2 separate regions of the Homo sapiens genome follow, and region 1 is linked to region 2. The links are chromatin loops, found by intact Hi-C in ENCODE. Cell type or tissue: B cell. All regions are shown on one strand. Links, peaks and the distances in the headings refer to the core of each region. The heading gives the core; the rest is flanking DNA. Region 1 holds the start of CD72 (CD72 molecule). Region 2 overlaps TLN1 (talin 1).

Region 1 (4,381 bases), core at 275-4,274, 99 kb after region 2:
CCACACCTAGTGTGTCTCCAGCAATCATACTCTTGATTGAGGTCAGACTATCTTGTATTTTACAGATGGAAAACTGTCACTTGCCCAAAGTCACATACTGTGGCAAGGCTGGTCTCTTTAACCAGAGTCTCCCTATTCTTTCTATTACATCATGCTTCCTCCACAGTTCACGAAACTCTTGCTGCTCTAATAAATTACACACTTGGTGGCTTAAACAATACAAATTTATTGTCTTACAGTTGTGGAGATCAGGTCGACACAGGTCTCACTGGGCTAAAGTCAAGGTGTCTGCAGGGCTGGTTCCTTTCTGGATGCTGAAGGGGAAAATCTGCTTCCTTGCCTTTTCCAGCTCTCAGAGGCTTCTTGCATTCCTTGGCTCAAGGTCCTCTTCCTGCACCTTCAAAATCAGGACCTATGGGTTGAGTGTTTCTCCTGTGGCGTCTCTCTGGCCCTCCTTCCCTCACCGAATCTCTTTCTTCCCATGATGGGAAAGGTTCTCCCTTTCAAGGACTCATGTGATCAGAGTGTGCCTACCAAGATAAAACAGGATAATCTCTCTATCTAAAGGACCTTGATTAACATAGCCACATCTACATTTTGTCAGGTAAAGTGACATAGTCACAGGTTCTGGGGATTCGGGTGTGAACATTTTTGGGAGGCCATTATTCTGGCTACCACACCCTGTCAGTAAACTAGGGCTTCCCGGAGGCCAGTGGGTTAAAGTAATGAAGACAGATATAGCCTGACTTTCAGAGTCTTAGGAGATGCTCCCGATGTCCTGACATAGACTGTATCAATGACACAAAGTTGATCAGGTGAGCCCCCTTCCACATGGCAAATTCTATCTGATGCCCTCATGGTTGGGCCCCCTCCTCTTGTCAACCGTAAACACCCATTCCCTGTAATGAGTAGTGGGGAGGCCAGGAGAGGGCAAAACATGGGTGTTAGTGTCTGCCCTCCAGGCTCTCAGATGATGATAGTATGGTTCTGGAAAAGCTGAAATGTACAGCACTGACCCCTCACCTCTTAAAAGTTCCCTGATATTTGGGCAGTAGAGGTACAGCTTGGAGTTACAGGTATCTTTTCTGATGTCCAGCCTCTAAATGTAATGTGAATGTCAAAACTGTAAAGACCCCAAGTGACACACGTGGGGAAGGGGAAGGATCCTACTCTCTTACCCTGTTCACAAAGGAAGGCTACAAGCTGGTCTAAGACAGAAGCGAATGCGGCCTGTGATGAAAAGATATGTAACCATCACCAAAAGAGCTAAAGAGGAGAAAAATATAGAACAAGCCTGGTTAAGACATTCAAGATATTGCGGTGTGCAGTTCCATCTGGGGATCCCCTTCTTTTTTTTATTTTTTTTTATTTTTGGAGACAGAGTCTCACTCTGTGGCCCAGGATGGGCACAATCTCGGCTCACTGCAACCTCTGCCTCCCGGGTTCAAGCAATTCTCAGCCTCCCTAGTAGCTGGAATTACAGGCACATGCCACCATTCTCAGCTAATTTTGTATTTTTAATACAGATGGGATTTCACCATGTTTGCCAGGCTAGTCTCAAATTCCTGACCTCAGGTGATCCGCCCACCTCAGCCTCCCAAAGTGCTGGGATTACAGGTGTGAGCCACCATGCCGGCCAGGAGATCCCCTTCTTAAGCCTCTCTACAGGTCAAGTTAGGCAGCAAGCCCATGTATTCCATTTTTTTTTTTTTTTTTGGAGATGGAGCTTTGCTCTTGTTGCCTAGGCTGGAGTGCAATGGTGTGATCTTGGCTCACTGCAACCTCCACCTCCTGGGTTCAAGCGATTCTCCTGCCTCAGCCTCCTGAGTAGCTGGGACTACAGGTTCGAGCCACCACACCAGGCTAATTTTTTTGTATTTTGTAGTAGAGACGGGGTTTCACTATGTTGGCCACAGACACCTTTTTGAGTGCAGACTAGAAGCTTGGTTTTGGCATTTTACCTGGCATCTACATCATGTTCACCTGTGTATTGGATCTGAAAACTGGGACATTCTACAGTTTGTGGAACTCCTGCAAATGTTCCTGCAATTGATTTACTCACACACTGCCCACACCCACCCCCTGTACACCACAGGTTCAAGTATTTGACTCTTCCCACCCCACCCACCCCTGCCACCAGCTGCTCTATACCCTCCCACTCACTCTCAGGGCCCCTGAGGTCCCCAGGGAGTCACCACCACATACCACTCTCTGTATCTGGGGGAAGGTCTAGGTTGTTGGAAACTTTAATCAAGCAAGGACAGTTAACAGCTGCAGAGGCACCTTAGGAAACAGTGAGCTTCAAAAAGGAAATACTTGTAGGATCTCTTGTGATGACCTTTGACGACTTTTCTGAAAATGACCCGTCATTCTCTGCCATGGAAAATAACAGTGATCACAGGCAGCCTTCAGCCCACAGAAGGCTTCCTCCTCCAGGCAGGCTCTGACATAGCCGCTCACCTCACAGATGCCCTAACAGACTGCAAAGTCCTGGGAACATGCATATCCATGCACACACATGCACACGTGCCTCTCTACAAGTACATTTTTGAGGTCACAGCTTTGCCTCAGTGGCCACTTCCTCTAGGGCTGGCTGGGCGGAGCTATTGGCAGAGCTCTAGGGTCCCTGGCAGTGTCCTGCCACACACCACCAATCATCCGAGCTGTTGGCATGTGGTGAGGACCTTTTCCCCCTTCCTTTTTCCTCCCCACAGCTGCAGGAGGGGGATTCTGCGGGGCGGATGTCACTTTGCTAGGGGCGGGTTCTTCCCACCCCCACACTACATCTTGTTCTAGCTCCTTCCTATCCCGGATGTAGGCCATTTTGGGGTTCCTAGTAGGGGTCACATCCCGGTAAAAGAACATTAGGGAGCACCTTTGGGCACCCCTGCTCAGCAGCCCCCTTTCCCCCAACTGGTTCCCTCTCTCCTCCATCAGCCAGGCCCCCACCACCTATGAGGGCCTCGCGGTCCCTGGGTCCTCCGCCACAAATGCCCCCTTTTTCCTTGGGGCTGGGTGGGAAGGGACAGCTTTGGGACTTTTTAAAGAAAGAACTTTGCTAGGAAAGTAAGAGACGAACCAAAACCAAACCAAGAAAATGTCAAGACCTCCGCTGGTCCGGAATCTGCGCTCGGCCTCTGGCTCTGTTCTGCTCCTCTGCCTTGACTTCACCTAGGAAGCTGCAGCCTTCTTAAGCCCTCTGCAACTCCCTTGCTCACCTGCTCCCTGGCTCCCCATGAGGGTGCATGGGGGGCAGTGCTGCCACTTGCCTTTCCAGAGGTGCTGCAGCCATGGCTCTTCCTTACCTTCACCTCTGGCCCAGGCCTGTTCCTGAACCCCCAGTTACTGGAACCCCCAGGATGATGAGAAGCGAGGGATGCAAACCAGGAACCCCCAGTCTCATGGGGAGAACGGAGCCTCACCCTGGAGCTGGGGAGATCGTCTGGGTCAGTGCAGCTCCAGCTACACATCATAAGCCCCAGTGGACAAGGCAGCCAGGAGGAGGGTGGGGCAGATCAGGGCAGATAACCAGAAGGACCGAGTTTGGGGCCCAGCATGGCCCATATGGGTTTAAGATGCATGGAGAGGAAGCACAGGGAGGACATGGGGACAGGCCCATCCCCTACCCCTGTGTTCTGGACCTCAGCGTCCCCTCCGTGGCCCCTCTGGCCCTGGCCCAGGGATGCCTTCTGCTTCATTGAGCCCATCTGTTTGAGACTTGCTAACACCTTCCTCTTTTGTGACTGGAAGTCACAGGGCCAATTGCTAAGCCGTGCAGTCACAGAGGGAACACAGAGCCTAGTTGTAAACGGACAGAGACGAGAGGGGCAAGGGAGGACAGTGGATGACAGGGAAGACGAGTGGGGGCAGAGCTGCTCAGGACCATGGCTGAGGCCATCACCTATGCAGATCTGAGGTTTGTGAAGGCTCCCCTGAAGAAGAGCATCTCCAGCCGGTTAGGACAGGGTAAGGGGGATGAGGCCTCCCCTTGATCCTGCATCCCCACTTCCCGCCCCACAGATCCCATTCCCAAATCCCACCTTGGTCCCTTTTCTCTTCTCTCTAGACCCAGGGGCTGATGATGATGGGGAAATCACCTACGAGAATGTTCAAGTGCCCGCAGTCCTAGGGGTGCCCTCAAGCTTGGCTTCTTCTGTACTAGGGGACAAAGCAGGTCTGGAGAGCCTGGGGGATGTGTGTTTGTTGGGGGGCTGTGTCTTGAGCTGGGGAGTCCACAATGTTTTTGTTGTTGTTCTTGAGACAGGGTCTTGTTCTGTCACTCAGGCTGGAGTGCAGTGGTGTGATCATGGCTCACTGCAGCCTCGACCTCCTGGGCTCAAGTGATCCTCCTGCCCTGGCCTCCCAAAGTGTTGGGATTGCA
Region 2 (4,381 bases), core at 298-4,297:
AGAAAAAAAGGAGGTTAGAGTAGATGGAGAATCTTCCTCTGGGAGAGTGTGAGGCTTAAATGAAACGGATGATGGACTTATTCTTTAAAATCAGCAGAACAAAAATCTCATCAGCAAGCTGAGATCACAGGAATTCTTGTAGGTGTGGTGAAAGGAAAAATGTGATAACCTCCCTGTTTCAGCAGCAGCTATATACAGTGAATTTTTGACTTTATATTATAGGGTTATGAATTGAAAACTGATATCAACTTGATAAAGTACCCTAATGACACAAATACAAATTATAGGAAATGCTGTTTTTTCCCTTTTGGATACTACAGCCAACCTTAAAGTGTGGCCATTTTATGCCAAATATTATATCCTCTCAATTTTATCATCAGAGTAAAAATAAGAGACTTCCTAAATGATATGTATTTGAAACTGTGTAGTGTAGAGGCCACTCCTCAGAAGTAAAAAATTTCCCTCCAAGGAGAAAATAAAGAGGAGGTTCAAGAAAGGTGGGCATCTTCCAAGAGGGCCGTTGCCACGGGAAGGCATCTCATCAGCTCAACCTTGGGCCTCCCATCCTAGCCATTTCCATCCTGGATAGATTTGAGCTTTCCCTCTGAGTCCCCCACTTGTCACCCTAGGATTTTGGAGATTACCAAGATGGCTATTACTCAGTACAGACAACTGAAGGGGAGCAGATTGCACAGCTCATTGCCGGCTACATCGATATCATCCTGAAGAAGGTGAGCACTGCCTGCCCTAGCCTTCTCCTTATCGCCTCTTGCCCTCTCCACAAGCCAGTCCTTTAGAAATGGGCACTCAGATTGCTTGAACCTGGGAGGCGGAGGTTGCAATGAGCCGAGATCTTGCCTCTGCACTCCAGCCTGGGTGACAGAGCCCTTTCTTGTCAAAAAAAAAAAAAAAAGAAAAAGAAATGGACACTCAGCTTCTGGAAAATGGCTGGTTATGGAAAGAAGAGGCTGCCTTTTCTCCACTTCCCTCTTCTTTAACTATCCCAACTCTTGTTCCTTTTTCCTTCCTACAGAAAAAAAGCAAGGATCACTTTGGGCTGGAAGGAGATGAGGAGTCTACTATGCTGGAGGACTCAGTGTCCCCCAAAAAGTACGAAGGGAGTTGGGCTGATCCCATTTCCCAGGGGTAGAGAAGGCAAGGCCTGACTCTAAGGACTCTTGGGAGGTGGGGAGTCCTTAGAATGGTTCTTTAACTAGTTGCAGGCTGTAGTGAGACCTCACACACCTGCAAAGGTAGTGTAACCGGGTGGGACGGGTAGAGATGAGGAGTCCTCTGTGAGCTCAATAGTTCACCCCTCTACAGGTCAACAGTCCTGCAGCAGCAATACAACCGGGTGGGGAAAGTGGAGCATGGCTCTGTGGCCCTGCCTGCCATCATGCGCTCTGGAGCCTCTGGTCCTGAGAATTTCCAGGTGGGCAGCATGCCCCCTGCCCAGCAGCAGATTACCAGCGGCCAGATGCACCGAGGACACATGCCTCCTCTGGTAAGTGTCCCACTTCCACCACGGTGCCAGGGCCCTTCTCTCACCCTCAGCTGGGCCGAGCCAGGAGTTAGGCAGTCTTTTCCCAGGTCCCTATTTGTATTCTCTCCCTAGACCCTGGTTCTCTTTTACCTTCTCTTTTCTCCAAACATCCATTCCAGTCCCTGTTTCTCCCCACTTGTCTTTAGACTTCAGCCCAGCAGGCACTCACTGGAACCATTAACTCCAGCATGCAGGCCGTGCAGGCTGCCCAGGCCACCCTGGATGACTTTGACACTCTGCCGCCTCTTGGCCAGGATGCTGTAAGTATGGGATGGAGGAGAGGCCGGTGGTACTGAAGCTGAGACTCCAAGGGATAGGGATGAGGTGAACCAAACCAGGGCAGATCCTGAAGGCTTTTCCTCTCTCTTTCAGGCCTCTAAGGCCTGGCGTAAAAACAAGATGGATGAATCAAAGCATGAGATCCACTCTCAGGTAGATGCCATCACAGCTGGTACTGCGTCTGTGGTGAACCTGACAGCAGGTAGGCCGGATGCTAGCTTCCGGGTGTGTGATGGGGAGAGGGGGTGCAAGTGTGCACAGGCATGCATGTGACTGGCTTCATGTGTGACTGTGCCTTGACTCACTGTGGAAGGGACTGTGTGTGTGCGTCTTTCTGTGGACATGTGTGTGACTAACTGGGTGTGACTTTGCTCCCTCCCCAGCCCTTCGTCTGGCCTGCCCTGTCTCTCATGTTCCTCTTTCTCCTTTTCCCCTTAGGGGACCCTGCTGAGACAGACTATACCGCAGTGGGCTGTGCAGTCACCACAATCTCCTCCAACCTGACGGAGATGTCCCGTGGGGTGAAGCTGCTGGCTGCCTTGCTGGAGGACGAAGGCGGCAGTGGTCGGCCCCTGTTGCAGGCAGCAAAGGGCCTTGCGGGAGCAGTGTCAGAACTGCTGCGCAGTGCCCAACCAGCCAGTGCTGAGGTCAGGGGCCACAGGTTTGGGTTAGGGTGGAGACAGGGTTCAAGCCCAAGGAGAAGGGGCAGTCCAAGCCACAGGATGGAAGCCTGGGTCCCGTGGGCCTGTGATATGCACAGGCATGTGGGCAGGGATTGGGCAGCTTCTGACTGGTGTTCACTCTCCACAGCCCCGTCAGAACCTGCTGCAAGCAGCTGGGAACGTGGGCCAGGCCAGTGGGGAGCTGTTGCAACAAATTGGGGAAAGTGATACTGACCCCCACTTCCAGGTTGGTGACTTACCCAACCCCCCAGAACCCCAGAATCTAGGAAGTAACTTCTGCTCGTGAATCCAGTTCCTAGTCCTGGCTTCTGTGAATTGACCCCTAAAAACCAATCTGAACCTCTATTTCCAGGGGATGATACTAGTAACTTCTGATCTCTCTTTTAGGGGTTAGAATTCAGAACCCCTGAATCCAAACTTAACCTGCTAGTTTACTCTTGGCCCTCATTTATTCTTTAGCCCCTTGTCATCTTTTCTCTCTCTTCCCCGTACATAGCCCTTGCCCCAATTTGAGGACCCCCCACAATGCTATAGACCATGCCACCCTGAGAATAGTGTTCCTCTAGCTCTCCCCCTTCCCGCTCCATGCCAATTTCCTCAGCTGACTTTTCACCCTGGATTTCCCATGCAGATATGTGCATCCAGAGGGGCTGGGGTTCGATCTCCCCCCGATTCCCCTACGGTAACAGCCTCTGGCCTGGGCCTTCCCAGCTTTGTCCTCTCTGAGCCGCATACACTCGTTTCTGTACTTCTTCCTCAGCCTCCTGGGGGACCAGAACTTGGTGGGAGATGAGGAGGCCTGGCGAAGCCAGGCTTTGGGAAATGGGATCAGGTAGGGTAGTACAGGGACTTGCTCCCAAGACTCCAGGATGACCACTTCCAATCCAAGATCAAGAAGTGGAGTAAAGAAGCTGGGGGTGGAGGGATCCCAGGAGATACCTCCTACCTCCTCTCCCCACCCCATTGTAACAGCGCCACCACATTGTCTCCCCGTCATCATCGAGTGTATCCGCCTCATGTGTGTCTCCATTTGGTGTAGGCTGTATTTTCTCTTGGTGTGGGTTTGTTCCTCGGTGGGGGTTCTGTCCTGCTGGGTGCTCAGGGCAGTAGCTCGGGGTAGGTTCTGGTTGCTTCTGCGTACACTCTCCTTTGATTGGATCAGTGGGAATAATGAAGCAGCTTACGCCTCTGAGAAGTGTCTGTGAATCCCAAGCCCAATCTCAGGTCATGCTAACTGCTGTTTTCTCACAGGATGCGCTAATGCAGCTCGCCAAAGCTGTGGCAAGTGCTGCAGCTGCCCTGGTCCTCAAGGCCAAGAGTGTGGCCCAGCGGACAGAGGACTCGGGACTTCAGACCCAAGTTATTGCTGCAGCAACACAGTGTGCCCTATCCACTTCCCAACTAGTGGCCTGTACTAAGGTGAGCCCCAAAGGTTGCTCTAGTCCGTGCTGAGGGGTAATACTACCACACACACGTGAGCCTTTCATTTTATTTCTTTGGCTCTGGAGGCCTCCTCACCCATCCCAGTTACTGCTATGAGCAGCATACTCTACCTCCTTTCCCTTGCCTACGTCTCTGACATTCACTTTACCTACAGGTGGTGGCACCTACAATCAGCTCACCTGTCTGCCAAGAGCAACTGGTGGAGGCTGGACGACTGGTAGCCAAAGCCGTGGAGGGCTGTGTGTCTGCCTCCCAGGCAGCTACAGAGGATGGGCAACTGTTGCGAGGGGTAGGAGCAGCAGCCACAGCTGTCACCCAGGCCCTAAATGAGCTGCTGCAGCATGTGAAAGCCCATGCCACAGGGGCTGGGCCTGCTGGCCGTTATGACCAGGCTACTGACACCATCCTAACCGTCACTGAGAACATCTTTAGC

What was found. Hi-C counts contacts between places; a loop is a spot of excess contacts. Peaks named below come from ENCODE experiments on the same cell type or tissue, not always from the same donor. Only the 100,000 strongest peaks of a DNase experiment are listed, where the experiment ranks them.
Region 1: a loop joins it to region 2, with 7 times the contacts of the local background. A loop is called at or near these places in 7 of 110 quality-filtered maps.

The regions. Positions count from the first base shown.
Region 1 is chr9:35,617,807-35,622,187 of GRCh38, reverse strand. CD72 (CD72 molecule) reads left to right here and starts at 3,775. Exons shown (of 9, transcript NM_001782.3): 1 at 3,775-3,966; 2 at 4,067-4,174. The coding sequence starts at 3,885. LOC124902148 (a long non-coding RNA gene) reads right to left here and starts at 1,267. Exons shown (of 2, transcript XR_007061470.1): 1 at 1,179-1,267; 2 at 207-530. In B cell, for the core only: no CTCF peak of the experiment used is centred there; DNase peaks (open chromatin) are centred at 1,407, 2,447 and 3,707; H3K4me3 peaks cover 2,127 bases; H3K27ac peaks cover 4,000 bases.
Region 2 is chr9:35,717,162-35,721,542 of GRCh38, reverse strand. It overlaps TLN1 (talin 1), which reads left to right. Exons shown (of 57, transcript NM_006289.4): 11 at 630-731; 12 at 1,034-1,110; 13 at 1,324-1,504; 14 at 1,690-1,803; 15 at 1,916-2,024; 16 at 2,261-2,469; 17 at 2,633-2,731; 18 at 3,757-3,924; 19 at 4,103-4,381. Among named protein-coding and RNA genes, the nearest start is that of MIR6852, 8.6 kb to the right of the region's middle. In B cell, for the core only: no CTCF peak of the experiment used is centred there; a DNase peak (open chromatin) is centred at 2,192; H3K27ac peaks cover 2,826 bases.